2 separate regions of the Mus musculus genome follow, and region 1 is linked to region 2. Evidence: chromatin loops called from intact Hi-C (ENCODE). Cell type or tissue: left cerebral cortex. All regions are shown on one strand. Links, peaks and the distances in the headings refer to the core of each region. The heading gives the core; the rest is flanking DNA. Region 1 has its middle 9.8 kb from the start of Gm41563. Region 2 has its middle 13 kb from the start of Gm30509.

What was found. A loop is a pair of places that touch in the nucleus more often than their neighbours do. Peaks named below come from ENCODE experiments on the same cell type or tissue, not always from the same donor. Only the 100,000 strongest peaks of a DNase experiment are listed, where the experiment ranks them.
Region 1: a loop joins it to region 2, with 6 times the contacts of the local background. A loop is called at or near these places in 1 of 42 quality-filtered maps.

The regions. Positions count from the first base shown.
Region 1 is chr17:31,807,964-31,823,235 of GRCm38, forward strand. No RefSeq gene overlaps it. Among named protein-coding and RNA genes, the nearest start is that of Gm41563, 9.8 kb to the right of the region's middle. In left cerebral cortex, for the core only: no CTCF peak of the experiment used is centred there; DNase peaks (open chromatin) are centred at 7,097 and 9,453.
Region 2 is chr17:31,876,833-31,892,104 of GRCm38, forward strand. No RefSeq gene overlaps it. Among named protein-coding and RNA genes, the nearest start is that of Gm30509, 13 kb to the left of the region's middle. In left cerebral cortex, for the core only: no CTCF peak of the experiment used is centred there; no DNase peak of the experiment used is centred there.

The DNA of each region.
Region 1 (15,272 bases), core at 3,984-11,983, 70 kb before region 2:
AGAAAGAAAGAAAGAAAGAAAGAAAGAAAGAAAGAAAGAAAGAAAGAAAGAAAGAAAGCCTTCCTGGGTGTTGGTAGCACACAAGGACACTGAAGGTCTGGGAAACAGAAATCCCCGAGGTGGGCAGAGTTTCAGCCTGGGGTGGGGGAGGGGGGTGTAACTTGCTACTTCCTACCCTACAAACACATGGATCTACTTAGTGCCTTCAAGTCCTGACCCTCAGGAGCCATCAAAAGGGAGCGACTTGCCCAGCTATGCCTAGTGCCCCGGGGCCTTCCCTGTCACTCACTGGAGCCAGGAGTCAACTCCTAGCCTTTCCATTCCCAGCAGAGGCCACTCCCAAGGTCCCCAGCAAGGTCATTTCCTTGTGGTCTTATCCTAACAAAAGAACGGGCCCTCTTGTGACCACAGCATTCCTTAGGTGCTTAGAGTTACAGAAAAGAAGAAGAAAAAAATCTTTCATCAGCAGGGCCATGGCCCATCTCCTTTGTTCACGTAGGTTACTCGGACTAGATCCGCAGGCAAAAGGTGCATGCTTGTCTTTGGCCTCTCCTGAAACACGAGGACCCTCAGGGAAGACCAAGAAATGAAGTGTCTGGAAGTTGAAGTCAGCCTTGCCTTGCAGGGCCCGGGGGTCTCCCAGGCAGAGAGCCCATGCTGCCCTTCTTCCTCATACTGTATATGACACCTACTTCCTGCCCAGGCCCCCAGACCTGCCCATGTACAGAGTCCCCTGGGATCTTTATGGCTGGGAACAGATGTCACAGACAGCTCTGCAGGAGGCCCAGCTGGGCTGCGAGTGACATCAGCATCTCTATCCCGCCCTGACTGGGGGGTCTTGAGGAAGGAGCTTGCTGACCACCTCTTCCACATCACTGCTGTACTTATAAACAAAACTGGCCAATTCCAAGTAGTAAAAGAAGCTGTCTCCCTGGGTCTTAGGATGCCACCAGACCTGTTCAGCCCTTTCCATTCCACAGAAGTGGAGACAAAATCCAACACGGTCCCATCACCTGTCTTCCCCAGATCTCTTTCCAAGAGAGATTCAGTTTCCCCTCGCCTGGGAACTGTCACCCCAACACCCAACCCCATCTAGAACGTGCTGGCCATCCTTGTTCTTGATGATAAAGGTCGACTGAGACGGGACATGAGAGGGGACAAGACTGGGATCCTAGAGAGTCGTCTATGTGACCACAAGAGCAAGTTGTACCAATGAGTACAGTGGATGAAACTAGTCTTCAGGACTGAACAAAACAAAACAAAACAAAACAAAACAAAACAAAACAAAACAAAACAAAAAAAGGACCTCGTGACAGAGATGTGCCAGACAGTGCTCGCACCTGCTCATGGGGATGCTCTACAATGGTGATGCTGAGGAGAGGAAGTGACACCCTTACGGAGGCCTCCAGCCCAAAGCAACCACTGTACCGCGCATGGATGGCAGAGCCTACCCCTGCCAGCCTGGCAACAGAATCTTTCCTGAGGTCCTGAGTTCCGGGTTTTCTCCCTTAGGGTAAGACAGCAGGGCTGACCTGCTTGAGCTAGAGAAAGCTGGCCCAGCTGAGGTGCTGGAGAACCTGGGGCTGGTCTCTTGGTGAGCAGGGAGGAGCAGTCATTATAAGGCCCAAACTTGTGTCTGCTTTGTTGGGCAAGTGCAGGAGAGCTTTTTAAGCCCACCCTCACTAGCCAGTTCTGTCCTAGGCTGGAAACAATAGGGAGCTGATGGTTGCTTCCTAATTAACGTAGCACTTGGTGCTTCTAACCCCCGTCCCCAGAACCCCGTTTTGTCTCCTTGTGGAAGATGGACTCCAGTGAGCATAAGGCACCAAGGGCTTCAGGGTAGAAGATCCTCTTCAATGCTGACAATCCCCAGGCGAGTGCCCTCCCCTGCTTAAATTAGGCACAATTTAGTTTTGTGAATCACTGCATCATTTGTTTTCCACGGAGAAAATGTCCTGAAGTGGGGAGGGTGGCTCTCTCCTCGCTGTTCCTGCACAAAGCTTCCCTCCCATGGCATATTTCATGATGGTCCCTCTTCGTTCGTCACTGGTGACGTCATCCTCGCTCCCCTCACGTCAGCTGCTCAATGACCCTCTTGCACAGTCGCATGCCCCTGCTGGGGTGGTGGCACCCCACCTTCCTCCCGCCAGAAGCAAGAATTGCTCTTCCGAGGAGCAGAGCGTCAGCCCTCACATCTGCCGATTCCTCTGCCAGCCACTCTCCAGAAGCCCCCCGGGCGACAGCACAGCCAGCGGGCGGTACCTTCCATCTGTACCACGCTGCCATCCGCCTGGCTGTGCATCAGCCAGGGTACTGTCACTCGCTTGGGCTTCAGATCTCTAAAGGGCACTTTGTTCCAAGCCCTGGTGTGTCTGAAATGAAGCCTCATTTTTAAAAAGAAGTGGTTTCCTGTAGTGAACATGCTCACGCTGAAAGAGAGGGCCAGCGATGTTGCTTGGCAAATTACAGGTTTTCTTTTATTGCAATTAAAAAAAAAATCTCACTTGGAAAATGAAGTCTTTTTTAAATTCATTTGAATGGGAAGATGGACTTTTGTGGTCAGGGGAGGGGCACCCCTGTGGACTTTTTGTGATGTATTGGGACAAAGGTAATCATAAAAATTCTTGTTCAAGCTTGACAATACATGAGGATGGTTGGAAGAGTGGTTCCTGGCCAAGGGCAACTGTGGGACCTGCCCCAGCCCGCTGGCTCAAGCGGCCACCTTACCATAGCTGATGCTGGTCTGTCCTCAATATTTCACACTCTTCCCCTCTGGATTGTGGACTTCACAGACATGGTTCTGGGGTTCATTTCTCCCTGTCCCTGGACCAGTCTCAGGTTTGTGCAGTTTGTTTTGAAGATGCCAGTCTGTTCAATATGTTTTCTCAGTTGCCATGGGGGACAAGGGACTGATACCAGAGCCTTCCCTACCCCAGCTACCTGGATTTCCTTAGTTTGATGGAATGTGTGTAGCCAGCATCAGGCTTCGGAGAGGCCTCTCCAGGCTGGCTGACTGTCCAATAACTCCTGCGTTTTCCCTGAGAGCTGGACTGGAGTAGGTTTCGGGTACAGATAACCAAGGAGGCACTTTAGGAAGCTAGGTGCTCACTCTAGCCACACACACATACCCCAATCTGGGTGTGAAAGAGAGACATGTGGAATCAGGTCAGTACCCACTGACGGACAGGAAATTCTCCATGATCCTGGCAAAGAAGAAGCCAGGACAGCAAGCAGTCTTGGTCCAAATGGGACATCACATAGATTGACAGAGGTTCAAAATATACCTAAACCAACTAAACAAACAAAAACAAACAAACAAAACCCTGAGTCCATTAGGTTAAGGGTGCCCACCAGTATACCATGAGTAGTCCTTAGAACAATGGCTTGAAGAGCCCATGGGTTTCAGCCTCGGTGCAGTAGTTAAGCCATGGAAAGGAACAGAGGTCTCAGCTCCTGTTCAGAACCAGAGCTTACAGCTAGGCATCCTCAGGGACAGAGGACATCCACCCCAAGGAAGGATGAGTCTACTGGTAGCCTATGTAAGTGCCTTGCTTTGTCTTGTCCCTGTCATGTTAATTTCTGCCTTGGGGCTTAACAGGGTTGGTTGTTCCTATGACAAAAGAAGGTACCACCGGGTGGTGGCGCACACCTTTAATCCCAGCACTTGGGAGGCAGAGGGAGGCAGGCGGATTTCTGAGTTCAAGGCCTACAGAGTGAGTTCCAGGACAGCCAGGGCTACACAGAGAAACCCTGTCTCAAAAATAAATAAATAAATAAATAAATAAATAAATAAATAAATAAATAAAAGAAAGTACGCAGTCTTTTCCCAAGGACAGTCCTCTGATGGCATATGGGGCCAAATAGCCCCTGCAACAACTTGAGACACGATGAATGACAGTCACCTTGTGTAGAGTGTGATTTCCTCCTCCACTAGGCGCTTCACTTGCGTCCCAGCCCCTCCCCCCCCACCCCCAAACAATGACAGGGGACAAAGTGAGTAAGAAATTAAATTTTGACATAAAACAAAAAACCTTAGAGTTATGGGTGAGACATTGATATAATAATAATAATAATAATAATAATAATAATAATAATAATAATAATAATAATAATAAAATAATGGGCGCACAGTCTCAGCTGTGTGGAGCTTTGCATCATAGCTGTGTACATACCATAGCAGATCTTGTGGAGATACCTCCAGGACCTGTAAGAAGTGCACGGAGGTCTCCAGAACTGGGGACAACAGGTGCCAAGAAGGTAGTAAATCTAGTGATGGCCCCGGAACAGGATGACAGTGGGTGTAGAGAGTTTTCTTTGGGACGAGCCTGCCTGAGTCTGTGTGTGACTGACGGTCAGGGACTCCATGCATCATAGCATGCTAAGTGACCTCCTTCCCATGTGACCTCTGGGAATGGCTGAGGTTCCTGGGTCTCTCCTCCCTCCCTCCCTGTCTCCCTCCTTCTTCCCTCCCTCCTTCCTTCCTTTTTTCTTCCCTCCCCTCCTTTCTCCCTTCCTGTCTCCCTTCTTTCTCCCTCCTTCCTCACTCTCTCCTTTCTTCTTCCTTCCTTCCTCCCTCACCATCTTCCTCCTTCCTCCCTCTCTCCCTCCCTCCTCTCTCCCTCTTCTCTCCCTCCTCCCTCCTTCCTTACTCCCTCCTCCCTCCCTTTCTTCTTTTTTTTTCCACTTTTCTAAAACATGTATAACGTTTAAGAGCAGAGAATTAATAATGGAATAGTCAAGAGGTTGGTCTGGGTGCTATGTGTGCATGTATGTGTGTGTGCATATGTGTGTGTAATTTTTTTTAAAGAATCATCTTCAAGAGGGCAGCAGGCTTGGGCAGTAACTTGATGGCCATCTGTCACTGTGCACATGTTCTTATGGAAGAAGCTCAAGAGCATGGCTGGTCAGACCCATTTTTATCAAGTTGACAAGGAATATGGTTCCTGTCAGACTCACCTGTGTCACACCATGGAGAACATTCAGTGACAGAACATGTCACCCTGGGATGGCAGTGACTCACCTCTGCTTGTCATTCCATGAGAAAGATATCCTCAAGGAAGGTAGGCAACCCCAGTGTCGGCCATGTAAGCATGTCAGTGATGGAATGTCATATGTCTCTCTCCCTGGCCACTCTCACCTCAGAACTGGATTGTCTAGAAGCAGAATGAGGGGGTTCGAGTGTCATTTATAACATGTAATTATATGTCATCAAATTATAATAAATCAAACATCATCTGTGGGCTAGATCATACATCATTAATGAAAACTATCTGTCTGTATCAGGCCATGTGGAGCAGGAGGAGGCTCACATTCAGTGACAAAGGGGGATTGGGGGGGAGTGCTGGCTCCAGGAGCTCCCTAGGATGCCAACTTCTGCTTGATCAAGACCTTGTGCAGAGCGGCATAGATCTACATCGAATCTACACATCCATCATCCCCACACAGCACAGCCAACACAATGAATACATCATAATAGAGGTCGTTCTTCTCTACTACTTGGGGCATATACACGGAAAATAGGGTATAAACATCTCACGCAGATATAGATTTCCCCAAGATATTTTCCATCTGCAGCTGGTTGGCTCCATATGGGACTCCTTGGATGTGAAGGTACCATATTGCTCTAGTTCCCTCTGTTGCAAAGTTGGTTCTCAGCTCAGTCTCTGGAGGGGGTAGGGACTGCACAGCCCTGGCACCTCTGTGGGCCAGTCAGGGACACTGAGGGATGATGTGTGAGAGACCAAGAGCCCAATTGCTGGTCAAACACCTGGGGACATGGAGCCCAAGGAAGAGATAGATTATCCAACAGTCCCCTGCTCGGCTCTTAGCACTTCTTCCTTCTGCTCAGGGGCCTGTCTCAGCTACTCAGGGGTTCTTTGGGAATCTGGAAACCTCTCTGACCCACTTGGAGGTGGCATCAGGATAGCAAGAAGGAAATGGGCTCTTTCTTGCAGGAAGCTAAGCCTTAATTAGCGTTTCCTCCCTTGACAAGTTGGGGACCCAAGGGCCAGGTACCACTGAGGAGATGACAGCTGGGCTGAGTTCATAGCTATAACCAGTGCACCCAGAGTGAGCTTGTGTGTGCAAGAGAGGAAGGGGGGACAGCCCCATCTTCAGGGACTAAACTGCCTGTCTGTGCCACCTCAACCAATAGTACCACTCCAAGCAAAGAAAGCTAAAAAGGTTGTCTGTTCGTGTTGGTGCAGAAGCCCAGAGCGTGGTCCCATAACAGCCTTCAATTAAGTCTGTGTATTTGCATTTTCATTAAGATTAATGAATCATGCATGAGTCACTGTGGCAGAGTGGGGAGAGAGAAAGAGAGAGGGAGGGAGAGAGAGAGAGAGAGAGAGAGAGAGAGAGAGAGAGAGAGAGAGAGAGAGCTAGTGTACAGAGGAGCCCCTCCATAGTGATCCAGCATGAGCAAGGACCCCCACACTACAGCATCTCCCAAGGGCTTAGGGCAGCATGCCCTCAAGGACACCATGTCCCTTCCTCAGCCATGTGACTCAGGGCTTCTGTTTCTCTACACTTACACAGCAGCTTATCCCATGGATGTCAATGAGTGTGACATTAAACAAACCAAGTTCTCGATTAGGCTTGAGAAATGCCAGGTCAGGTAAAAGCAAGCAGAACCAGGTAGATTCTAACAACAAGATTTCTTGGAGACACAAGCATGCTGGTGGTGTGTGCCCGGAACCCCAGGTTCATGTGCACACTGGAGCATTCTCTCCAGACTCCGGCTCTGAATGGACATAGGATTTCCTATGCTAGGCAACCCACAGTCCAGAAGGATGCACCTTCATGAACTTGAGTAGGTGACACTTTGCTGTCCCCAGGAAAGGGATGTATGGTATACAAATACATATGTATGGAGGTGAGGAAGGGGGCTCCTTGCAGAGAGTATATTATGGGGTGCTGCTCAGAGCTGTGATGGTTGCCCAGCCCTCTCTAGCCACTGAGTGACTGCTGAGCTCTATCTGCAACAGCACCCTGGTTCCCCTTTTCTCTGTCTGTGCCTGTCTCTGTCCTGTGGGGTGTTCCTGTCATTTAGTTGGCTTTGAGAAGGAGCAGAGATGAAATTGGATGTTTGCCTGTTTCTGTGGGAACCAACATCCTCCCTCTACTCCAGTGTGAAGTGTGGAAACCCTGGCCAGGCTCAGGAGGGAACAGGCAGGCAGAGAACACAGTGAGAAGTGCTGAGCACACTGTGGCCCTCAAGGGGCCCAGGAAGCTTCCTCCGGTGACCCTCCTGTATGGTGACAGGGCTACCTGACCTTTGGCCTGAAGACAGTTTGGGCTGTCCAATGCTTAGGGAGTCTTAGACTTTGCTCTGCCTTGGGCCCAGAACCTATGGGTCCAAGAGCATGACAAGGAGAGACAGATTGGAACCTGTCACAGCTTGGTTTGGGAGCTGTGCCTGGTGAGGGTCAGCTGTCTGGAGGTCAGACCAGAAAAAGTACAAAGGAACACGATTTGAGCACCCACCCACCCACCCCCTGTTGAGTGTTTCCAGGGACCTTGGGGACATTGTGATCTCTGTCATTACTGCAGCCAAGCCTGTATGATGGGCGATAAGGCTTACAAAGCAACTCAAGACTCCTGTGGGCTGTCCTTGTTCCCGGAGGCCACAGGGTGTGCCTCCCCAGAGCACACGGTACACAGTATATTGTGGGATCCTGATCTGGTGACAGTTAAGGTTGTCCAACAGACACTTTGTTTCAGGGTCACTCTAGGAGAAAGATCTATGGGAGCTGCTTACCTTGGGGACATTCTCATACACACCGATAGTCCTTATCGACACTCATGATATCCAACCAGTGCCAGGGTAGTACAGGCACCCAAAGGCACCCCAGATACCTCCTCTCCTGAAGTGTGCTTGGGTGAGTGAAGCCACCAGCCCTGTGGAGGTGGTACAGTGGTACAGGTCTTCCTTCTTTCTTTCTTTCTTTCTTTCTTTCTTTCTTTCTTTCTTTCTTTCTTTCTTTCTTTCTTTCTTTCTCTCTTTCTTTTCTTTCTGGAGCTGAGGATAGAACCCAGGGCCTTGTGCTTGCTAGGCACGCTCTACCACTGAGCTAAATCCCCAATCCCTGGTGCAGGTTTGCAACGGAGGCTGCCTTCACGTTGTCTTCAGCATTGGCACAGAGCTTGACATGGCTGTTGTGCCAGCATGGACACTCTAGTTACATGGTTGGGATCACTTAAAGGCCAAAGCTACTCACTGGAAGCTCAGGGCCTGTATAGACAGCCTCACAAGCCCTATCCTTGGCCTGGTTAAGACTAGCCTGACTCTCAGAGCCTTATCTAGTAAGAACGTACCCTTGATGACTTCTGAGGTATGGCTGGAGGGGGGGGCTCTAGGTCACTGTCCCTGTGTCCCTAGCTTTAGCTGTCTGCTCCATTGATACTGAGAGTCTCCTGTGAGGGTTGGGTGTAGTTGAGACAGGGATTCCCGTATGTTCATTCTGTGAGCATGCCTGCTGATTCAGGCAGGAGAATCTCAGACCCAGGAGGTGTTGGGGTCAAAGCCTGATGATATGTGTTGCCGTCTGAGAGAAGGAGGACGGCCAGCCATAGATTTTGCAGCCTCTTCATCAGTAGAAGCTGAAGCTGAACCATCACTGCAAGGTCTAACTGTTTGAGGTTGAACCATCAGCCCCTCCTCACAGCAAGGTCTGAACACTCCCTGTCTCTCTTTCGTAAGTGCCAGCAAGCCAAATCTTCACACCATGGCCTCAGAGGACACAAAGTCCCACAATACAATGGGCTCCCCTACTGCCCTGAAGAGGCACAAGTTTGGGGAAAGTGTATTTAAAGGGGTCATATCCTGCAGGCCTCCCTGGATTGGAAGTGGCAGGCCGCAGCTCAGCATGGGTATCTTGCATCCCCAAAGAACACAAACTGGTTTTAGCAAGAAAGGGTCAAGTAATTAGAGGTCCAGATACACTATTGTCTCAGGCCCAGCTGGATCCAGGGGATCTCACAATTTCTTTGATAAGAGGCTCTAAGAGGCTTGGTTTTTTTCTCCAAGAGGACACAGCTTCCAGAAAACATCTCTGCATGATGGCCCAGCCAGCTCAGCATGGCAGCCTTGAGGCCTCAAGTCCAGCGGGAAAGAATGATGTCTCTTCTAAGGTATAGCATACAGATCCAGGCCTCACTCTGGAGCAGTATGGAATTCATGTTGACCCTGTGTCCTCTAGGACAGAAGGAGGCTGAGCGTAGCATCAGCCCTAGCTTAGATGGCTCTGATTGCTGACTGGCCTGGTGATCTATTTGGGGTGTTTTAGGAGTGAGATTTTCTATGGGGGGAGCAGTAGAGGTGTGTTTGGGAAGGGATATAGGGCTGAGAGCCTCCAGAAGGCTTGACAACCCGGCTGAGTGGCAGCTACTGGTCCACCTGCCCTCCACTCCCTGCAGCCAGCGTTGCCATGGCAACAGCAGCAGCATCCAACACTTCCAGAGCATTTCTGCTTCCAGAGGCGGCCTTTACCCTCCCCCTGTTCCTTCTCACCAGGCTTCTGCCTCAGTCAGATGGGCTTGGAGAGGCAGTTTCCCTGCAGAGCCTGGGGCCCACCAGTCCTGCTGGGTCCCAGCTAGAGACACACGGGGCAAAGACAAGCGTGGAATGATAACTGACCTGCCAGGCACCTTGTTGAGGCTCTACCTCCCTGGGCTGGCTACTGTCTGAAAAGGCACAGGGGTGAGTAGATATTCCTCCCTGCCCCACAATAGCTTCAGTCCTCCATAGATCACTCTCAGAGTAGACAGCAGACCTAGTTTCAAGCCTAGGGTTCTGACACCTAGGATTCCAAAGCATCCCTCCTAAATTCCTAGTATCCAAACCTTCCGTCACGGGGAGGACTAGCTCTGAACTTTCCAGAAACCTCACACCTGCCACTGAGTAGCTGGAAGAACATTCTAGAACTTTCTTGCTGCCCAGGCCCAGAACCAGCTCTCTCTCTCTAAGTCAGGTAGTCTCCAGGGACTCCCCATAAGTCCCTCCTCCTTGTTGACTGAGGAGAATGAACACACTAGTTGGGTGCTTGTCTTGGTGTCTGTCATACAGTCATGGAAAGACACCCAGCAAAGACAAGGCCACAAGGGGTGCCCCTGCACTTCCTTGCCAGCTTTTCAGGCTGAGCACTGACATGTCCCCAGCAGGCAACAGGACTCCAGCCCCTTTCTGTGGCTGGGCAGGGCTCAAAGCTGGTACTCAGAGGTGGGAGCCAGTGAAGAGATGCCTAAGAGGGTAGTGGCTTGGAGGCTTTACCACGTTCCCTGAGCCGGGCTGTTGCTGACGGAACTTCACAACCCTGTTCTTCCTGTGGCAGCAGCAGCAGCAGCAGGAGCAGCCATGTTAAACATGGCTGGCCTACCTGACTGCATAGATTCTGGGGTCCTCTCAGTCCCCATAGGAATATAGAATCATTTGCAATGCCAAGGTCTGTCTGAGGTTCAGGTCAAGAGTTCCTGGGATAAGCTGCACACAGACCCACTCAAAGGGATGGGACCTTCATCTGGGATACCAGGGATTGGAACAATGACTGGGGAGAACAGGAACTTCACATAGCTGCAGGGGGAATGACAGAGTGGAGGGAGGTGGCTTCACTGCTAAATGGAGTAGGGTAGGGGCTTGTAAGATACCCTCATGAAGGATGATGACATATGGGTGCTCAAGGAGGTTGAGGGGTCTGGATGGGAAGCTTTGGCTCATGTAATCTGCAGGAAGTGGAAATTCAAGGGACTCTGACCAAGAGGTCTCTAACCTGAGTCTCCAATCACTCATCATGCCAGCGTGCTCACAGCCCAGCGCATGGGGCAGGACTGGGACACAGCCACAGGACTGGAGGAGGGAGGGGCAGGGATTGGTGCTCCCTGAAATTTTCAGAGCCGGGCTGGACCCTCCCAGCTCTATGGGGGGATCCAGCCAGGCTGTACTGTGACAGACAATGGAACCAAACTGCTAGGAGGCTTTGTGGGCAGTTGTCAGCCTTCTAAAGGTAACAGGCTCCTTGCCCAGCACCCCAGGGACACCTGCTCAGGGCTCAGTCCCCTAATTCAGTTGTGCATGTGATAATTGTACGTGAACACACGTGTACAGGCATGTCCCTTAATGTGGCCACAGCCAGGCAGCATGGTGAACTTCTTCAAGGCAGCCCCGATTCAGGGTTTCTAATGCTGTGATTAAAACTCCATGATGAAACCAGCCTGGGGAGGAAAGCTTACAACTCACAGGTCACACTCCATCACCGAGGGAACGCAGGGTAGGAGCTCAGGGCAAGCTGGGGAACAGGACCGGAAATAGAAGCCATGCACGCGTGCATGAATGCTACTTCCTGGCTTGCTCCCCCTGGCTTTCTCCTTGTGTTCTCTTATAGACCCCAGGATCACCTGCCTAGGGATGGCATCCCTCCACCCCGCACCCTCCACACAGTGGGCTAGGATCGCCCCACCCCCACCCCATCAATCTCTAATTAGGAAAATGCACCACCGGCTTGCTCACAGGCCAGTCCGGTAAGAGCATTTTCGAAACTGAGCTCCAGTTTAAGGAAATGAAGACAAAATCTCCATCACAATGGATTTAGGGTTGGAAGTGCAGTCAAAAGAAATTCCACTCCTGTGATGAAATCCAGAAAACCAAAGGCCTCAGCTTTTCTCAAATAACTGACAGGCAGCTCACTGCAAGTCCGATGATGACGACAGTGACTTCCTGGACATATGGGCCTGTTCTTCACCAGACAGTCTGTCCTTGACCTTGAGACTAAAGCGGTGCAGAGTCCGCCAAACCTTGGTGAGTATCTTTAGGGGAACCTCTGTTGGGGTGCTTTGCTTCCACATGAGGAAGGAGATTTGGCTGAGTGTTTCACAGCCTAAGCCGCTGCTTTTTTTATTTGTTTGTTTGTTGTTGTTTTGTTTTTTCGAGACAGGGTTTCTGTGTGTAGTCCTGGCTGTCCTGGAACTCACTCTGTAGACCAGGCTGGCTTCGAACTCAATAATCTGCCTGCCTCTGCCTCCCAAGTGCTAGGATTAAAGGCGTGAGCTAGACACTGCTTTTTACTCCAGGGAACTTTCTACTTTCCAAGTAGGAGTGCTGACTCCACAGGTGTTGCCAATGACGGTGGGGGTGGCAGGGGAGTGGTGGATTGTATAGCAGAAACTTCCAGAAGCCTTCTGTGCTCTGGATGACAGCAATAGCAGGTATCACAAAAGTGGGCATGAACCTGGAGTGTGAACTTAGCATTGAACCCAACAAAACAAAAAAAACAAACAACTCTGTGTTCCCACGAAGTACAGCCACTCTGTGGCCCGACACACAGGAGCAGGGAGGGGCTCTGCTGGAGGGTTGCTCCTCCCATTATCTGTCCTTCCTGTCTCTGAGACCTGGATTCACTCATGGTCAGAGTCCTCCACTGGTGAGCAGGGCTCCCTGAGTGTCCAAAGAGAGGAGTCAGATGGCTTGCCCAGAAACAAGACAAAGAGGAGTGGAGCCCAAGTCAGAAGTAGGGGAGGGCACAGCCATACTGGTGTCTGGTCCAAGGTCAAAGGTTTTGCTATCTTAGAAATCCTCTCCCAGCCTGCGTGGTATCCAGTCCTAGCCACACTTCTTGAATGACATATGACAGTTACCCACACAGGGACAGAGATGCCACCCATCCCAGGAAGCAGCTTCCTTCATCCCAGGAGCAGCAAATGCCTTGCGGTCCTGACAGGAGCAAAGACAGGAGCATTAGGAGCTGAGCATTGTTAGTGGCAGGCCAGGGAGGGAGGGAGGTGGCAGAGTGACAGGTCCTTTGTGTCCCTGTTTTAGCAAACTGGAGACATCATCTGAGGTGGCAAAGGGAGGGCAACAGGTACCCCCTACACACACACATACACACACACACACCAAAGTGAAGTTCTCTTAGTCTGGAGGCTCAAGGTCAAGGTGTCTGGTAAGGGCTGGAAGGAAAAGAGAAAGGATGGGAAAGAGGGAGGGGGAAATGAGGGAGGGGAAGAGGGAAAGGGAAGAGGGAGAAAGGGGGAGGAAGAGAGGAGGAAGAGGAGAGGGGAAAGAGGAGGGGGAGAGGAAAGGGAGAGAGAGGGGGAGAAGGAGAAGAGAGAGGGAGAGAGAGAAGGAGGGAGAAGGGAGGGGGAAAGGGAGAAGAGAAAGGAGGACAGGGAGAGGAAAGACTGCTTTGCACGTGCTATTTTGTCCTTTCCAGCGGGCAGAGACCTCCTGACTTGATTACCTCTCTCAGGCCCCCAGTCAACCCTGGTCCCGGGGCATCTGCCCAGAGCAGAAGGCCTGGGACAGCAGCATGCCTGAGCAGGGCCTGGCTGTGGGGAGGGAAGGTTGGTGCAACGACCTCTGAGCATATTACAGGCTGCACGGCTGAGGAAGGCATCTCAGCTTTGTGGGCGGGCTCTGCTGGGGCAACCCAGGGCTGGTGCTTTGTGTTTGTTTTCACCCACCCTGCCCCACAGTACCATGAGGACACTGACCCTCCTGCTCGTCCCCAGGAACCAAGTTGAGACTGCTGCCACCAAGCAGTGCAGGACACAAAGAAGGACAGTTTCATGGCCACCCTATGCCCCACCCCACCCCCTACCCCCCACTCCCACCCCCACCCCCACCCTACCACCACCACAGGTGAGTTTCAGCTACAGGAACAGGAAGGGGAAAGGTTAGCTCCGTTGCTCAGCAGAACGAACCCCGCCCCCACCCCACTCCTTCCTTCCTTCCTTGCACTCAAGTGTGCACCGTGGGGCTGCAGTGCACTGCACTAGTCTATCACAGTGGTACAGACATGAGCTCCGCCCCTTGACATAGATATGGACCACAGCATTCCCATCACACATGGCAATCCAGGCAGGGTCCCCAGACATCCTCCCAGCAGCTGCACAGAGCCCAGGTGTCAGATGGGCAGCGAGAAGGGAGCATCAGGCAGCAGGGTAGCTAGGGGTGGATGCACTGGAGGGACACTCTAGGTGGGTGGGCAGATTGTCAATCATGCAGGGCTTGGGTGGGTCCCCTGGGCTGGTAAAACGTCAGCCAGGCAGAGAGGCGGACTCTAGTGGTTCTCAGGACTGACTCAAGCATTGTATAAGGAGAGCTTCATGGAGATAGCTAGAGGGACTTGCAGTGAGCCTCATTCTGGTGACTCTGTTTATACCGGGTGCAGAATGAGGAGAGACATGTGACCCAAAAATTTCTCCCTTTCTGGAACACGTTGGGGACAGTGGAGCCTTTTGTCCCCCATAGGCAAGGTCAGCTAAGATGACAAATAACACCAAGACCCCAGAGGCCTAAAGCCATTTAGATTTATTTCCCTAGTACGTTTATTCTGATGGATGCTGAGGAAGTCCTCAACTCACGGACAGCACAGCAGCAGAAATGGGGGAGAAAAGCAGGAAATTGATCAGGAGCTGCATGCTGGTCTAGCTCATTTCTCAGTGACTCGTGGTCCCAGTTACTGCCTCCTTGGAATGAATGGATGGATGAACGGACAGATGGATGGACAGTTGGATGAATAGATGGGTGGATGGATAGACAGGTGGATGGATGGATGGATGGATGGATGGATGGGTGGATGAATGGATGGGTGGGTGAATGGACAGGTGGATGGATGGATAGGTGGATGGATGGACAGATGGATGGATAGATGGCCAGGTGGATGAGTGGATGGGTGGATGGATAGGTAGATGGATGGATGAATGGACAGGTGGATGGATGAATGGGTGGATGGAGGATAGATGGCCGGGTGGATGAGTGGATTGGGTGGATAGATGGATGGATAGATGGCCGGGTGGATGAGTGGATTGGGTGGATGGATGGATGGATGGATGGATGGGTGGATGGATGGGTGGATGGATGGATGATGGATGCATGAATGGATGTATAGATGGGTGGGTGAATGGAGAGGTGGATGGATAGATTGATGGATAGGTGGATGGATGGATGGATGGATGGATGGATGGATGGATGATGGATGCATGAATGGATGTATAGATGGGTGGATGGATGGATGGATGGATGGGTGGGTGGATGGACGGATGGATGGATGATGGATGCATGAATGGATGTATAGATGGGTGGGTGAATGGACAGGTGGATGGATGGATGGATAGATTGATGGATAGGTGGATGGATGGATGGATGGATGGATGAATGGACAGGTGTATGTATGTATGTATGTATGTATGTATGGATGGATGGATGGATGGGTGGGTGAATGGACAGGTGAATGGACAGGTGGATGGATGGATGGGTGGGTGGGTGGACGGGTGGATGA
Region 2 (15,272 bases), core at 4,871-12,870:
TCAAATTAAACATAAGAAACATGCAGTTGGTAGTTTCTGCCAGCCAACAGAGTCTCTATTGTCTCTTCCTCCTCTCTGTATGGAAGAGCTCTCCTTAAAGTGCAAATGCTATTAAGGCCAGTGAGGGTGGCCCCACAGATGGGCAGGTAGTGAATGGGCTCACAGAGCTCCCAACAACAGACAGAAGAGGGACCCAGGCCAGCCAGCCATGTAAGAGCCCTGGGTTATGGCCCCAGAAAACTGGGTTATACCAGACTCTTTATTTGAAAGCCGTTCTCTGCACAATGGCTTTGGGGGGGGGGGGGAGGAATCAATTTAAGCCAGCATGTCCATAGAGGACTGCAGTGTAAGACCAGACCAGCCACGTTTTGTCAGGGGTAAAAAGCCAAGGCTAGAGTCCAGGTAAGCAAAAGGGCAGTCTGTCAGCTTAAGGGCATTCCGTGGGGCAGTCTGTCAGCTTGGCCCCCACAGCAGCTTCCTGGGCCAGAGGCTAGACACCCTTGGCTTCCCAAACCATTCTCTCTGTGGTCGCTTCTTCTGCAAGAGGGCCTGCACAAAGGGGCCTGGGGCAAGATGGGAGGAGGGTGTGTTGCATTCAGAAGCCTCTTTCTGAATATAGAGTCATGTGTGACCCCAGGGGATTTCTCTAGCTCATTTGGCTTCCTCCACTGAAATTTCCCAGTTGGGGGCCCATGTCCGCAAGGCCTACTGGATCCTGCAATCTGGCTGTTTCTTTGGCTGTGCTGGGCTCAGCCCTTCCAGTAAAGCTAGGACCAGGCTGATTCCCAGTGTCCTTTCTGATATGTACCCTGTTCCTGACTAGTGCAGGCAATGCTGCAGAGCCCTCATCTCCCTCCAGGCTCCTCTGCTCCTCCGAGCCTCTGGTGCTGCAGCACCCAACCCAAGGCAGCTGGTGTTTACTCGAGCCTCCTGCCCAGCCCCAGCCCCCAATCTCCACAGCTCTCTAAAGAGAACGCCTGCTGTCCTTTCTACTTCACAAGGGGGAGGAAATGGAGCTTCGGAGAGGACCAGGAATTCTTCTCAGCTGAAGTGGGCGTCGTGCGGATCCGCACCCACGCCATTGCACCTCCGTCCCAAACTTCCGTTTGGCCATCTGTCTTCCAGAAACCCTCTGACAGCACATCCGGCAGATGCCTTGGGGTGTTCCTCATAGACCTGTGTGGAAGTCAAAACATGGCTGGCACTCCCGAGAGAGGAACTTGAGGGAGATCCTCTAATCTGTCCCTGGGGAAGCTGTGTACCGGCTGCTGGTGTGTGCCTGGCATCCCCACCAGCTGGGGTAATCCAACCCTGCACCCCCTCCTGAATCCAACCATATCTGGTTTCTAGGCCCTGGAGACAGAGAAGTGGGGGGCTGGTGGCAGGGCCATCTTTCAGAGGGAGGCCAGGGGAACTAGAGAGACCCCCTAGCATCCAACATGCTGTTCTGGAAATGCTGATAAGAACGGGGGATCGCTCTCCATCACTCTTGCAGATGGTCTTTAGCTTGGGCGCGCGAAGCTCTTAGTGGGTTAGTCCTGAGACTCATTTCTCCCCATTCAAGATTCTCTGAGGACATTTTGAGGGTGAGAATGGGTCACACTGGCGCAAGGGCCACCTGAGCACCAGGCCAGATACCCGCACAAGAGATAAAGAATGCTTCTTCCAGTGAAAGCCTGATCCCCACCGCTGGCCACGCCCATTACGGGCTGTGTCAATCTTATCTTCCCTCCAATCACTATAGTCTCCCAGTCCTGGAGAGAAAGGGTTACATCTTATAACTTCTTTATCTTAAAATTCCTGGCCTGGTCCCTGCTGCCCCTGGAGAGACTGTCAGATTCAGGTTAAGTCAATCCCTAGAGGCATTTAAGCGTTTCCTTACAGGGTGTAGTTCAAATACTACTCAACCGCAGTCTATAGCACCCAAGTCGCCCAGGCCACCATCCCTTAAACTCTCACAACCCAGGACGGTTCTCACTTCCACATCAGCCTGTCCTCAGCTGCTTTCTTGACTGCCCTGGCCAGTTCCCTCACTGAGAAACCACACGAGACCCCCTCCCACCTTTCCCTTGCTCTCTCTGCTTCCTGGCTGGCTCCTGGCTATCCAGTGTGGCTTCCCTTGGGGACGTCTACTCTCAGACTCTAAAAAGGTATTTCATTGGAAACAACAAGCCCCTGATGTATTGGCTTCATCATCTCCTCCTCCTGACCATGACTAAGCTTTGTCTGACCTGTGGCGCCCGCGCGCGCGCACACACACACACACACACACACACACACGCACGCACACACACATGCACACGCACACACACACGCACACACACACACACAGAGTCTTCTCAGCACATGAGAGACTGGGGCAAAAGGATTGTGAGTTTCAGGGATAACCTGAGCGATGCAACAAGACCATCTCAAAAATACAATGCAATGCAATAGGGTCTAGAAACTTCTGCCCCAGGAACAATCCAGTGGCCACATATTCAGGAGGAAAATCTTGGGGATCCCTGGCCCAGGCAGACATGTGGCTAGGGCAAGAATTACCCCAAAAGGACTCTGCTGACCTCATCCCCAACCCTTCTCAAAGTGCTCTTCTGCCTACAGCTCTAGCTGAGCATCTCTGTAGACCCCACGGCTCTCCAGAGGTCCACTGGGTGCCCATGGAGGGGCTGCGTTTGTGGTGCAGGGCTTCCCGGAGCTGCTCAGTCTGGAGCTGCTATTCAGGCCGCCTTTGAGGTCACAAGGGCATAGAGCCCAGAGCTGGCTGCAGACTTGGTGAGACAGGCTCACAGCCTAAGCCATAACCATCAGAGGTGTAGCAGGATCTCGGCTGTGCTTCCGATCAGCATAAGGCTCCACTTCCACTTCCGGTGGGCAGCGCTCTAATCTGCTCCACATTCTTTGCGCATAGAATGGAGCCTGGCTGGTCAGTCGCCTCCTCACCTGTCATTCTGCCCACCCCTCCCCTCCAGCCCACACTGACTCTGTGGCATTAACCATCACAGCCGGTCCTCTCTCTGAGCCGTCTCTGCAACCACACCTATCATCCTGCACCTTCCATGGTTCTTCACCTAAGCTGTTCTTATCCATGGCCAACCCCCTTCCCCAGCCTCCTGGGCCTGACCCTGGCCTGAGGCCAACACTGGCTCTACAAGTTGCCCCCTGGCCTGTTTCCACCCGTGTTCTCCCTCTAAAAGGACAGTTCTCTCTTTTGCCCCCTGTACTGACTGCTTGGATCTCAGGAGCCACTTTCCAGATTTGGGAAACAATGAGTAGTGGGGTGGCAGGAGGCATGAGACTCCAGAGAGGCCACTCCTGGGTGACCGATGACTCCACAAGTCTAAGCTATGTAGGACCCAGATAGAAAGCTCTTTCTACAGAAGGACTGTGTTGCCCATCAAGGCTGGGTCAGCACATGGCCCTAGTGTGGTCTGTTCTCTTTGAGGACCTTTCAGTTGACTCCAGGGCCCAGTGCCTGTGGGTGGGACCTGCCTTGTGGATGTCACCTTGCTGCTGTTGGGGATGTATTTGGCTGTCGGGTGCTGGAGCTGAGAGACTTGTGTCCAGAATCCCAGACTTCTTCCTAAAGGATAGTATCAGCTGTTCCCGTGTCACCAGCGTGTCACATCCTTGTGAAGCCACTTGGCACCGTATGTTTCCTTGACTTTAATGCTGTGAGTGTTGTGAAGTCAGGGACTGCCCTCCATTGGCACACAGGGAGTTTGCCAAGGAATTTTTTCTCTAGAACGTTCTATAGTTGTTGGACAGCTGGTCTGGGGAGTAGAGTTTCTGCAGTACAGCAGCAAGGAAGAGTCCAGCCTCCAGTGGATGCTGCTCTCCTTGCTACCACCTTCACGGGGATTGGGCTCTCATAGGAACCCCAGGCTGCATTCTAGGGACAGCTCTCTATTCAGGAAACATGTGTGGGCTGGTGAGGCCTGGCGCTGCATCCAGAGAGTAGATGACCAGGAGAATATAACTGTTGTGGTCAGCTTCACACTTGTATAAAAGAGCTTTGTATATCGGCGGCAGGTGGAAAACAGTGTTCAGAAAATTCTGTATGGCTCAGTGTCCATGTGAGCAAGGTGCCACCATTTTGGAGACTTCAAGCAGTGGAAATGTCTTCTCTGTTGTCCTGGGGGCTAAGGAGCAAGACCATGCTCCCTCTAAAAGCTCCAGGGAGGGTCCCTCCAGTCACTTCCTTCTTCGTGTGAGGTTGTCAACCTAATAGCCCTCCTTTTTTAAGGACATGATCATTGGATTAGGACTACCCCACGCCAGAGTGACCTCATCTGAGGTAACCCTTCCGAAAAGGCCTTGTTTCCCAGTGCATTGACATCTGTGGTTCTGAGCTGAATTTTTAGGAAATTTTACTGTGATGGTTTGTACAAACTCAGCCCAGGGAGTGGCACTATTAGAAGGTGTGGCCCTGTTGTAATAGGTGAGGCCTTGTTGGACTAGGTGTGTCACTGTGGGTGTGGGCTTTAAGACCCTCATCCTAGCTGCCTGGAGTCAATATTCTGCTAGCAGCCTTCAGATGAAGATGTAGAACTCTCAGCTCCTCCTGCCTGGATGCTGCCATGCTTCTGCCTTGATGATAATGGACTGAACCTCTGAACCTGTAAGCCAGCCCCAATTAAAGGTTGTCCTTTATAAGACTTGCCTCTGTCATGGTGTCTGTTCACAGCAGTAAAACACTAACTAAGACAGTTACTTAATACAGCTTGAGGGTTGGTTGGTTTGTTTATTAAGACACGATCTCCTTATACAGCCCATAAGGATGTCAACCTTAGAATAAGGATGTCAACCTCAGAATACTCCCATCTTCTCCTTCCAGCTCTGCTGTTTTGTGAAGACCTGGGACCTCAGAGATGCGTGGCACCCATCCTCAAAGCCAAGACAGGCCTTATAGATAAAACAGGGTCACTCCTGCGTAGCAGAGTCATGTGTGCCTGGCAACTCAGCATGGAGGACAACCCATTGCCACTGTTCTGCAGCGAGACCAGCTGGGACAGAACGAGCCATGAAGAGCTGGCAGTGGGAACACCAGCATTGGGTCTCTGGCTTTGCTCATGCTCATCTTTCCAGTTTTCCTTTCAGATGTGACACGGGTCTTTCCTCTGACCAGCAAAGAGGCCCAAGACCTCCCTAGCATCATTTGTACTGGCCTCAAAAGCCTGGGAGCAGAGTGACCACAATGCAACCCCTGTGCCGGGTCCCACTCCAGTGTGTACTCTACATCACAGATCTGCTGTTGTCGGGGCACAACCAGGATAATGAAGAGACCTAGAAATGACCTCAAGAACTCACCAACAGTGCCAATGCTATTCTAAGGAAGAAGTGGAGTCGGCCGTTGAGTGAGCATCTGCCACTCTCTCACATGCCAGGGCACACACACAATAGTGACCTCTGTCTTGGAGTAAAAGCTGCACTGTGGATAATCACATGGCAGTGAGAAAGAGCCACATGGGGAGGGACTCAATACTGGGTGAGGGGTTCGTTCCGGTTGGCATCAGCCCCGCGACACCTTGGGCAAAAAATTGGAGGACGGTCCCACGGTCCCCAGAGGACTTTCCACACCAAAGGTGCCCTAGCACACCCAGGATCTTAGGATCACTGAGGAGAGTCGGCCTCCAGAGAGGGCTCTGACCCCAGAACTCAGGTGAGAGCCCCATCTTGTATCCCGGGTCTTTCAGAAACCAGTCCGTGCAGGAGAGCACGTGGGCGGCAGAAGCAACAGAGCTTCTTGAACAGGGTCTCTTCGGGCCTTCATCTTCAGCCAGGAGGTGATCTGAGCTCCAGACCTCTGTGCACCTTCCCCACAAGAGGAGAGCTTGCCTGCAGAGAGTGCTCTAACCACTGGGACTCAGGAGAGAGTTGGACTCCCAGGAGTGCTGACAGAGGCTAACAGAATTACAGGAGGAACAAGCTCCAGTCAGAGAAAGCTATAACAACTAATGTCAGAGATTACCAGATGGCGAAAGGCAAATGTAAAAAACTTACTAACAGAAACCAAGACCGATCACAATCATCAGAACCCAGCACTCCCACCTCATCGAGTCCTGGATACCCCAACAGACCCGAAAAGCAAGATTTGGATTTAAAATCATATCTCATGATGCTGGTAGAGGATTTTAAGAAGGACATTGATAACTCACTTAAAGAAATACAGGAGAACACTGCTAAACAGGTAAAAGTACTTAAAGAGGAAGCACAAAAATCCCTCAGAGAATTACAGGAAAACACAACCAAACAGGTGATGGAATTGAACAAAACCATCCAAGATCTAAAAATGGAAGTAGAAACAATAAAGAAAACCCAAAGGGAGACAACTCTGGAGATAGAAACCCTAGGAAAGAAATCAGGAACCATAGATGCAAGCATCAGCGACAGAATGCAAGAGAAGGAAGAGAGAATCTCAGGTGCAGAAGATTCCATAGAAAACATGGACACAACAATCAAAGAAAAGGCAAAATGCAAAAAGATCCTAACTCAAAACATCCAGGAAATCCAGAACACCAAACCTAAGAATAATAGGTATAGATGAGAATGAAGATCTTCAACTTAAAGGGTCAGTAAATATCTTCAACAAAATTATAAAAGAAAACTTCCCTAACCTAAAGAAAGAGATGCCCGTGAACATACAAGAATCCTACAGAACTCCAAATAGACTGGACGAGAAAAGAAATTCCTCCTGACACATAATAATCAGAACAACAAATGCACTAAATAAAGATAGAATATTAAAAGCAGTAAGGGAGAAAGGTCAAGTAACATATAAAGGCAGACCTATTAGAAATACACCAGACTTCGCACCAGAGTCTATGAAAGCCAGAAGATCCTGGACAGATGTTATTCAGACCCTAAGAGAACACAAATGCCAGCCCAGGAAAACTCTCAATTATCAGAGATGGAGAAATCAAAGTATTCCATGACAAAACCAAATTCACACAATATTTTTCTACGAATCCAGCCCTTCAAACAATAATAAAGGGAAAACTCCAACACAAGGAGGGAAATTATGCCCTAGAAAAAGCAAGAAAGTAATCCTTCAACAAACCTAATAGAAGACAGCCACAAGAACAGAATTCCAACTCTAACAACCAAAATAACAGGAAGCAACAATTACTTTTCCTTGATATCTCTTAATATCAATGGACCCAATTCCCCAATAAAAAGACATAGACTAACAGACTGGCTATATAAACAGGACCCAACATTTTGCTGCATACAGGAAACCCACCTCAGTGAAAAAGACAGACACTACCTCAGAGTAAAAGGCTAGAAAACAATTTTCCAAGCAAACGGCCTAAAGAAACAAGCTAGAGTAGCCATTCTAGTATCGAATAAAATCGACTTTCAACCCAAAGTTATCAAAAAAGACAAGGAGGGGCACTTCATACTCATCAAAGGTAAAATCTTCCAAGATGAACTCTCAATTCTGAATATCTATGCTCCAAATGCAAGGGCATCCAAATTCATTAAAGAAACTTTAGTAAAGCTCAAAGCACACATTGCACCTCACACAATAATAATGGGAGACTTCAACACCCCACTCTCATCAATGGACAGATCCTGGAAACAGAAACTAAACAGAAACACATTGAAACTAACAGAAGTTATGAAACAAATGGATTTAACAGATATCTACAGAACATTTTATCCTAAAACAAAAGGATATACCTTCTTCTCAGCACTTCATGGTCCCTTCTCCAAAATGACCATACAATTGGTCACAAAACAGGCCTCAACAGATACAAAAATATTGAAATTGTCCCATGCATCCTATCAGATCACTATGGATTAAAGCTGATCTTCAATAACAACATAAATAATAGAAAGCCAATATTCATGTGTAAGCTGAACAACACACTACTCAATGATAACTTGGTCAAGGAAGAAATAAAAAAAGAAATGAAAGACTTTTTAGAGTTTAATGAAAATGAAGCCACAATATACCCAAACTTATGGGACACAATGAAAGCATTCCTAAGAGGTAAACTCATAGCTCTGAGTGCTGCCAACTAGAAACTAGAGAGAGCATACACAGCAGCTTGACACCACACCTAAAAGCTCTAGAACATAAGGAAGCAAATTTACCCAAGAGGCGTAGATGGCAGGAAATACTCAAACTCAGGGCTGAAATCAACCAAGTGGAAACAAAAAGAACTATACAAAGAATCAACCAAACCAGGAGCTGGTTCTTTGAGAAAATCAACAAAATAGGTAAACCCTTAGCCAGACTAACTAGAGAGCACAGGGACATTATCCGAATTAACAAAATCAGAAATGAAAAAGGAGACATAACAACAGAACCTGAGGATATCCAAAACATCATCAGATCCTACTACAAAAGACTACACTCAACAGAACTGGAAAGCCTGGATAAAATGGACAATTTCCTAGACAGATACCAGGTACCAAAGTCAAATCAGGATCAGATTAACGATCTAAACAGTCCCATTTCCCTTAAAGAAATAGAAGCAGTCATTAATCATCTCCTAACCAAAAAAAAAAAAAAAAAAAAAAAAAAGCCCAGGACCAGATGGGTTTAGTGCAGAGTTCTTTCAGACCTTCAAAGAAGACCTAATTCCAATTCTCCTCAAACTATTCCACAAAATAGAAACAGAAGGTACTCTACCCAATTCATTCTATGAAGCCACAATTACTCTGATACCTAAACCACATAAAGACCCAACAAAGAAAGAGAACTTCAGACCAATTTCCCTTATGAATATCAGTGCCAAAATACTCAATAAAATTCTCGCAAACCAAATCCAAGAACACATCAAAATGGTCATCCATCATGATCAAGTAGGGTTCATCCTAGGAATGCAGGAATAATATATGGAAATCCATCAATGCAATCCACTATATAAACAAACTCAAAGACAAAAACCACATGATCATCTTGTTAGATGCAGAAAAAGCATTTGACAGAATCCAATTCATGATAAAAGTCTTGGAAAGATCAAGAATTCAAAACCCATACCGAAACATAATAAAAGCAATATACAGCAAATCAGTAGCCAACATCAAACTAAATGGAGAGAAACTTGAAGCAATCTCTCTAAAATCAGGGACTAGACAAGGCTGCCCACTTTCTCCCTACCTATTCAATATAGATAGTACTTGAAGTCCTAATCAGAGCAATTAGACAACAAGAGGAGATCCAGGGGATACAAATTGGAAAGGAAGAAGTCAAAATATCACTATTTGCAGATGATATGATAGTATATGTAAGTGACCATAAAAATTCCATCAGAGAACTCCTAAACCTGATAAACAGCTTTAGTGAAGTAGCTGGATATAAAATTAACTCAAACAAATCAGTGGCCTTTCTCTACACAAAGGATAAACAGGGCCAAGAAAGAAAATTAGGGAAACAACACCCTTCACAATAGTCACAAATAATACAAAATACCTTGGTGTGACTCTAACTAAGGAAATGAAAGATCTGTATAAGAACTTCAAGTCTCTAAAGAAAGAAATCGAAGAAGATCTCAGAAGAGGGAAAGATCTCCCATGCTCACAGATTGGCAGAATTAATATAGTAAAAATGGCTATCTTGCTGAAAGCAATCTACAGATTCAATGAAATTCCCATCAAAATTCCAACTAAATTCTTCACAGAGTTAGAAAGGGCAATTTGCAAATTCATCTGGAATAACAAAAAACCTAGATAGCAAAAACTATTCTCAACAATAAAAGAACCTCTGGTGGAATCACCATGCCTGACATTAAGCTGTACTACAGAGCAATTGTGATAAAAACTGCATGGTACTGGTACAGCAACAGACAGGTAGATCAATGGAATAGAATTGAAGACCCAGAAATGAACCCACACACCTATGGTCACTTGATCTTTGACAAAGGAGCTAAAACCATCCAGTGGGGGAAAAAATACAGCGTTTTCAACAAATGGTGCTGGCACAACTGGCCGTTATCATGTAGAAGAATGTGAATTGATCAATTCTTATCTCCTTTTACAAAGCTCAAGTCTAAGTGGATCAAGGAACTCCACATAAAACCAGAGACACTAAAACTTATAGCGGAGAAAGTGAGGGAAAGCCTCAAAGATATGGGCACAGGGGAAAAATTCCTGAACAGCTTGTGCTGGAAGATCAAGAATCAGCAAATGGGACCTCATAAAATTGCAAAGCTTCTGTAAGGCAAAAGACACTGTCAATAAGGCAAAAAGGCCACCAACAGATTGGGAAAGGATCTTTATCAATCCTAAATCTGATAGGGGACTAATATTCAATATATACAAAGAGCTCAAGAAGCTGGACTCCAGAAAATCAATTAACCCCATTAAAAAACGGGGTACAGAGCTAAACAAAGAATTCTCACCTGAGGAATACCGAATGGCAGAGAAGCACCTGAAAAAATGTTCAGCATCCTTAATCATCAGGGAAGTGCAAATCAAAACAACCTTGAGATTCCACCTCACACCAGTCAGAATGGCTAAGATCAAAAATTCAGGCGACAGCAGATGCTGGCAAGGATGTGGAGAAAGAGGAACACTCCTCCATTGCTGGTGGGATTGCAAGCTTGTACAACCACTCTGGAAATCAGTCTGGCAGATCCTCAGAAAATTGGATATAGTACTACCAGAAGATTCAGCAATACCTCTCCTGGGCATATATCCAGAAGATGTCCCAACTTATAATAAGGGCATATGCTCCACTATGTTCATAGCAGCCTTATTTATAATAGCCAGAAGCTGGAAAGAACCCAGATGTCCCTCAACAGAGGAATGGATACAGAAAATGTGGTACATTTACACAATGAAGTACTACTCAGCTATTAAAACAATGAATTTGTGAAATTCTTAGGCAAATGGATGGATCTAGAGGGTATTATCCTGAGTGAGGCAACCTAATCACAAAAGAACTCACATGATATGCACTCAGTGATAAGTGGATATTTGCCCCGAAACTTAGAATACCCAAAATACAATTTGCAAAACACATGAAACTCAAGAAGAAGGAAGACCAAAGTGTGAATACTTCGTACTTCCTTAGAATCAGGAACAAAATACCCATGGAAGGAGTTACAGAGACAAAGTTTGGAGCTGAGACAGAAGGAAGGACCATCCAGAGACTGCCCCACCCTGGGATCCATCCCATAAACAGCCACCAAATCCAGAAACTATTGCATATGCCAGCAAGATTTTGCTGACAGGACTCTGATATAGCTGTCTCTTGTGAGGCTATACCAGTGCCTGGCAAATACAGAAGTGGATGCTCCCAGTCATCTATTGGATGAAACACAGGGCCCCCAATGGAGGAGCTAGAGAAAGTACCCAAGGAGCTGAAGGGGTCTGCAACCCTATAGGAGGAACAACAATATGAACTAACCAGTATCCCCAGAGCTTGTGTCTCTAGCTGTATAAGTAGCAGAAGATGGCCTAGTTGGCCACCATTAGGAGGAGAGGTCTTGCTAAGATTATATGCCCCAGTACAGGAGAATGCCAGGGCCAGGAAGTGGGAGTGGGTGGGTTGAGGAGCAGGGCAGGGGGAGCGTATAGGGGACTTTCGGATAGCATTTGAAATGTAAATAAAGAAAATAATCTAATTAAAAAAAAAGAATGAGTAAAAAAATACTGGGTGAGAAGCGCTAGCCAAAGCAGGCTTCATGTCACCCGTGGACTGCTGTAAGTGCAGAGCTTTTGGGGTCCTGATGTGTGTGTGTGTGAGAGAGAGAGAGATGAAAGAAGAAAGTGTTTATCTTGTCTTTACTTAATCATGAGGGTCTTCTGAGGTGACTCCATGAGCAGATAGCAAGGGCCAGAACTTCCCCACAGCTGCAGTGCCTGCCCCTTTGGGGTGCTAGCCGCCAGAAAGCCTTTGCCAGAACAGCCCCCCAGGGCTGCCCAACTTTCAGGTTCGGTCAGACGAGCAGCTGTTCTGTTGCTGGTGTGTAGCTTCTGTCTCCGGGCTCTGTGGGCATGCAGCTGGCAACTTGCTGAATGCAGCTGCTTCCCTCTGAGTTTAGAGACGACATCTCTTTACTTCCAGTGGGACTGGCTGGTGCCAGACACTTGGTGGAACCAGATGCTCTCTGACTGCTGAGGTCTAGGATCGGGAGTCTGCTGTGAGCATCTCCCTCAGCCTTAGACTCACAGTCACACACACACTCATGGAGGGGAGTTGGACACACAGCGGAAGTCAGAGGTCAGAGGAAGAGACATCCTAGGGGAGCCTGAGAGGTTAAGGGGAACTTGGGTGTACCTGGAGTTGTGACAATGTTGACTCAATGACCTGCAAGAGGGGTGGGACATGATGCAGGTGAACACAGAGTACAGAGTGGACCCCTAGCCTCTGTCTCTCACAGAGTGAGCTAGACCCCATTGTAAGAGCTGGGTTTATGTCAAAAACCCAAAGATCCCCAAGTAAGTCTCAGAGGTGAGCTTGGCCAATCGGCTCTCCGGGCCCTGTGAGAGGCTACTCCAGCCCTCTGAAAGATCCTGCAAGGGGTTGCTGGAGGCAGAACCATGCGGGCACTAGCTGTCTCCCTCAATCCCCACCTCTCAAAGTGACACTGGCACCATTCAGTGGGGCTGTCTGCATTGTATGGCATATCCCGAAGTTTCCTGGTGCTAAGTGTCATGGACAGTGGGACAGAGTCCAGATGCTGAAGAGGAGATGGGCTGGGGAGGGAGTGGAGGGCTCCAGAGAGCACTCTGAGACCCCTGTGGATATTTCTGCTTGGGGCAGGAAAAGAGCCTCCAGTGCAAGGTGCTAGTGAGAGCTGGGCGTCTCCCAGAGGGCCGGCTGGGGGCAGGGCAATGCTGAGTGATTGGCACTTGAGCAGCAGAGCTGCCCTAGGTAGGGTTCCTGAGAAGCTGCTGGGCTCAGGGGTGACCCAGGGTGCATACCAGTGCCCAGCAGTACCCAGTCCACAGAGATGCCCAGGGGACACTGAAGCAGCACCAGCTCACCACAAACCCTGCTGAGAGCAAACCACTGCTCCCGGTCTACACATCAGCTACAGAGGCAGCACGCAAGCCCAGGTCTGGGCACACTGACAGTCAAGGCGCCAGGCTTATCATTCGCATGTGGCTTGGGGGTCTGGGTGCTTTTCTATTTGGGGACTCTGGATTGTGGGCACCATAAATGGTCAAACATGGCCTGATCACACAGCCTCAGGATCAGCTGTGATCCATCGCCTGCCACATTCCAACGTCCCAGAGACCCTGAAGGAGGACAGCCTCCCTTTTGCCTGGCCTGGGCTGTCTCTGGAGTTGCTCTCTCCTATGAGTGAGCCCTGCTTCAGCCTGTGGCTGTATTTGCCTTTTTAAACCTCCCTTGGGTCAAATAAATAAAGCCCCTTCCACTTAGACATCAGTTCATCGCCTTCTTTCAGGAGAGGAACCTAACGCAGTAAGCAGTTGAACTCTAGGGTTACAAACACAGGAGGTGTCCCCCAGAGCTGCTCCTCCCCAATCCCCACTCACCCAGGACAGTCCTCGGGGTTAGCCCTGGTGTGGCTGTCATGTCTGTCCCAAAGGGCTCTGCTTTGAGGGACAGATTACAAAGCCCCAGCCTTGAGCAAGCAGGCAGGCAGGCAGCACCCTCTGAGATGGAGGAGCCCTGCCCTCCAGGCTCCTTCAGGGGACCACCCTAGCCGAGGTATCTACACCCAGCAGGGAGGCCCCATGTGAAGCCAGAATGCAAGGATACCTTGAGCTTAAGGCCTAGAAGCAGGTGGGAGCCTGGGGGCCCAGTGATCATGAAAACACTTCTAGGAACATTTGACAATTGACACATCTAGGAACCTGTGGTAGAAAAGGCTCTGGCCTTGGGCCAGTCAAGGTGGAGTAGAGACCATCTACATCCCTCCCTATCACTGTACCCACATCCCTCCTCCAGCCTCCAGCCCCAAGCCCCAAGCCCCAAGCCCTCCCCCACCTGTCTCCTTCCTCCACCTCCTCCAACCCTGGCTCGGCCTCACACCCCACATGCTGGGCTGACCTTCAGAGTGAAGACAACTGTTTAAATATTAAACTATCCTTGGAATGCTTGGACTTTCATTAAGACCCTGAATCAAAAGAAGAAGGGAGGGGGGTGGAAGCTGAAGATTTCTGAAGTTTTGAAACACTGAATTATTGATGGCTATGTTCCTGGGGGGCTGAACCGATGCCTCCACCTCCCTAGCCTCCAGGTTTTTTTTCCCCACAACTCAAGGCATGTCGGTGTAGCAGAGCAGTCCCGCCAGCCTGCCTGGGAAATGGCTGTTAAACTCACAGACCCTTTGGGGTTCCCAAGAGCCCCAGTACCACCATGCCCTTCCCCAAGTCCATGCCAGCAGCAGCTCTGCCTTCAGGTATCAGGTGAGTGCTTTGCTGCCAGAAGGCCCTTGGTCAGCCTTTGTCCACCACAGAAACCTTGTCAGGCATTTAGTGATTCTACTGTGGGGGTCAGTACCCTAGCCCAACACAAGCATGTCCTCCTCCCCCCCCCCCCCCGTGTCCAGGAAACAACAGCCCAAGCCAAATAACCACACCCTGGTGAGGGGGGCGAGGGGGCGAGGGGGCGAGGGGGCATAACTCTATCTGTTGTGACCCCTACTACCACCTGCACCATGGAACTCTTCTGGAGAGTTCACTTTTCAACCACATGGCAGCAAGGTGATGGAGCTTGCCCTCCCAGCACCTGGGAAACCTCTATCCCACCACAAACACATGGACTCTGTGTGTGTGTGTGTGTGTGTGTGTGTGTGTGTGTGTGTGTGTGCGCGCGCGCGCGCACCCATATGTGTGCACGGATGTATATGTGCACCTAAGACACATCCTTACTCACATTTGAAACACTCCTAACAACACACTCAGTTGGCACATGTGCATTGCACACATTTGTGAGCTCACTAACACAACACAGCCTAGATAGAGGAACTGAGAGCCTGGAGGAGCTGAGGGCTGGAGCCTTGCTCCCTTTCCTTGCCTATCTAAACAGCTTTCTGAGGCAGTCTCCTTTGTCTCCTTGCAGTCTCAGGAGTCACAGTGGCCCAGCCTTGGGCTCTCAGATGGAGTCAAGGAAGCCAAAGAGAAAACAAGACTGGCTGTATACACTCCCGCTCTAGAGAATAAAACTCCAGAGAAGCAGAGATGCTGACACACCCCGAATGTCTTTAGGATTCCGCACACTGTCATTTGAAAAGAGCCAGGCAGGCTGTACACTATGAGATTGTAACCACAGGCCATCTGGAAAAGGCAGATCAGGCAGACAGTAAACTGTCAGTGGTTGTCTGGGATGCAGGGCAGGGGTGGGT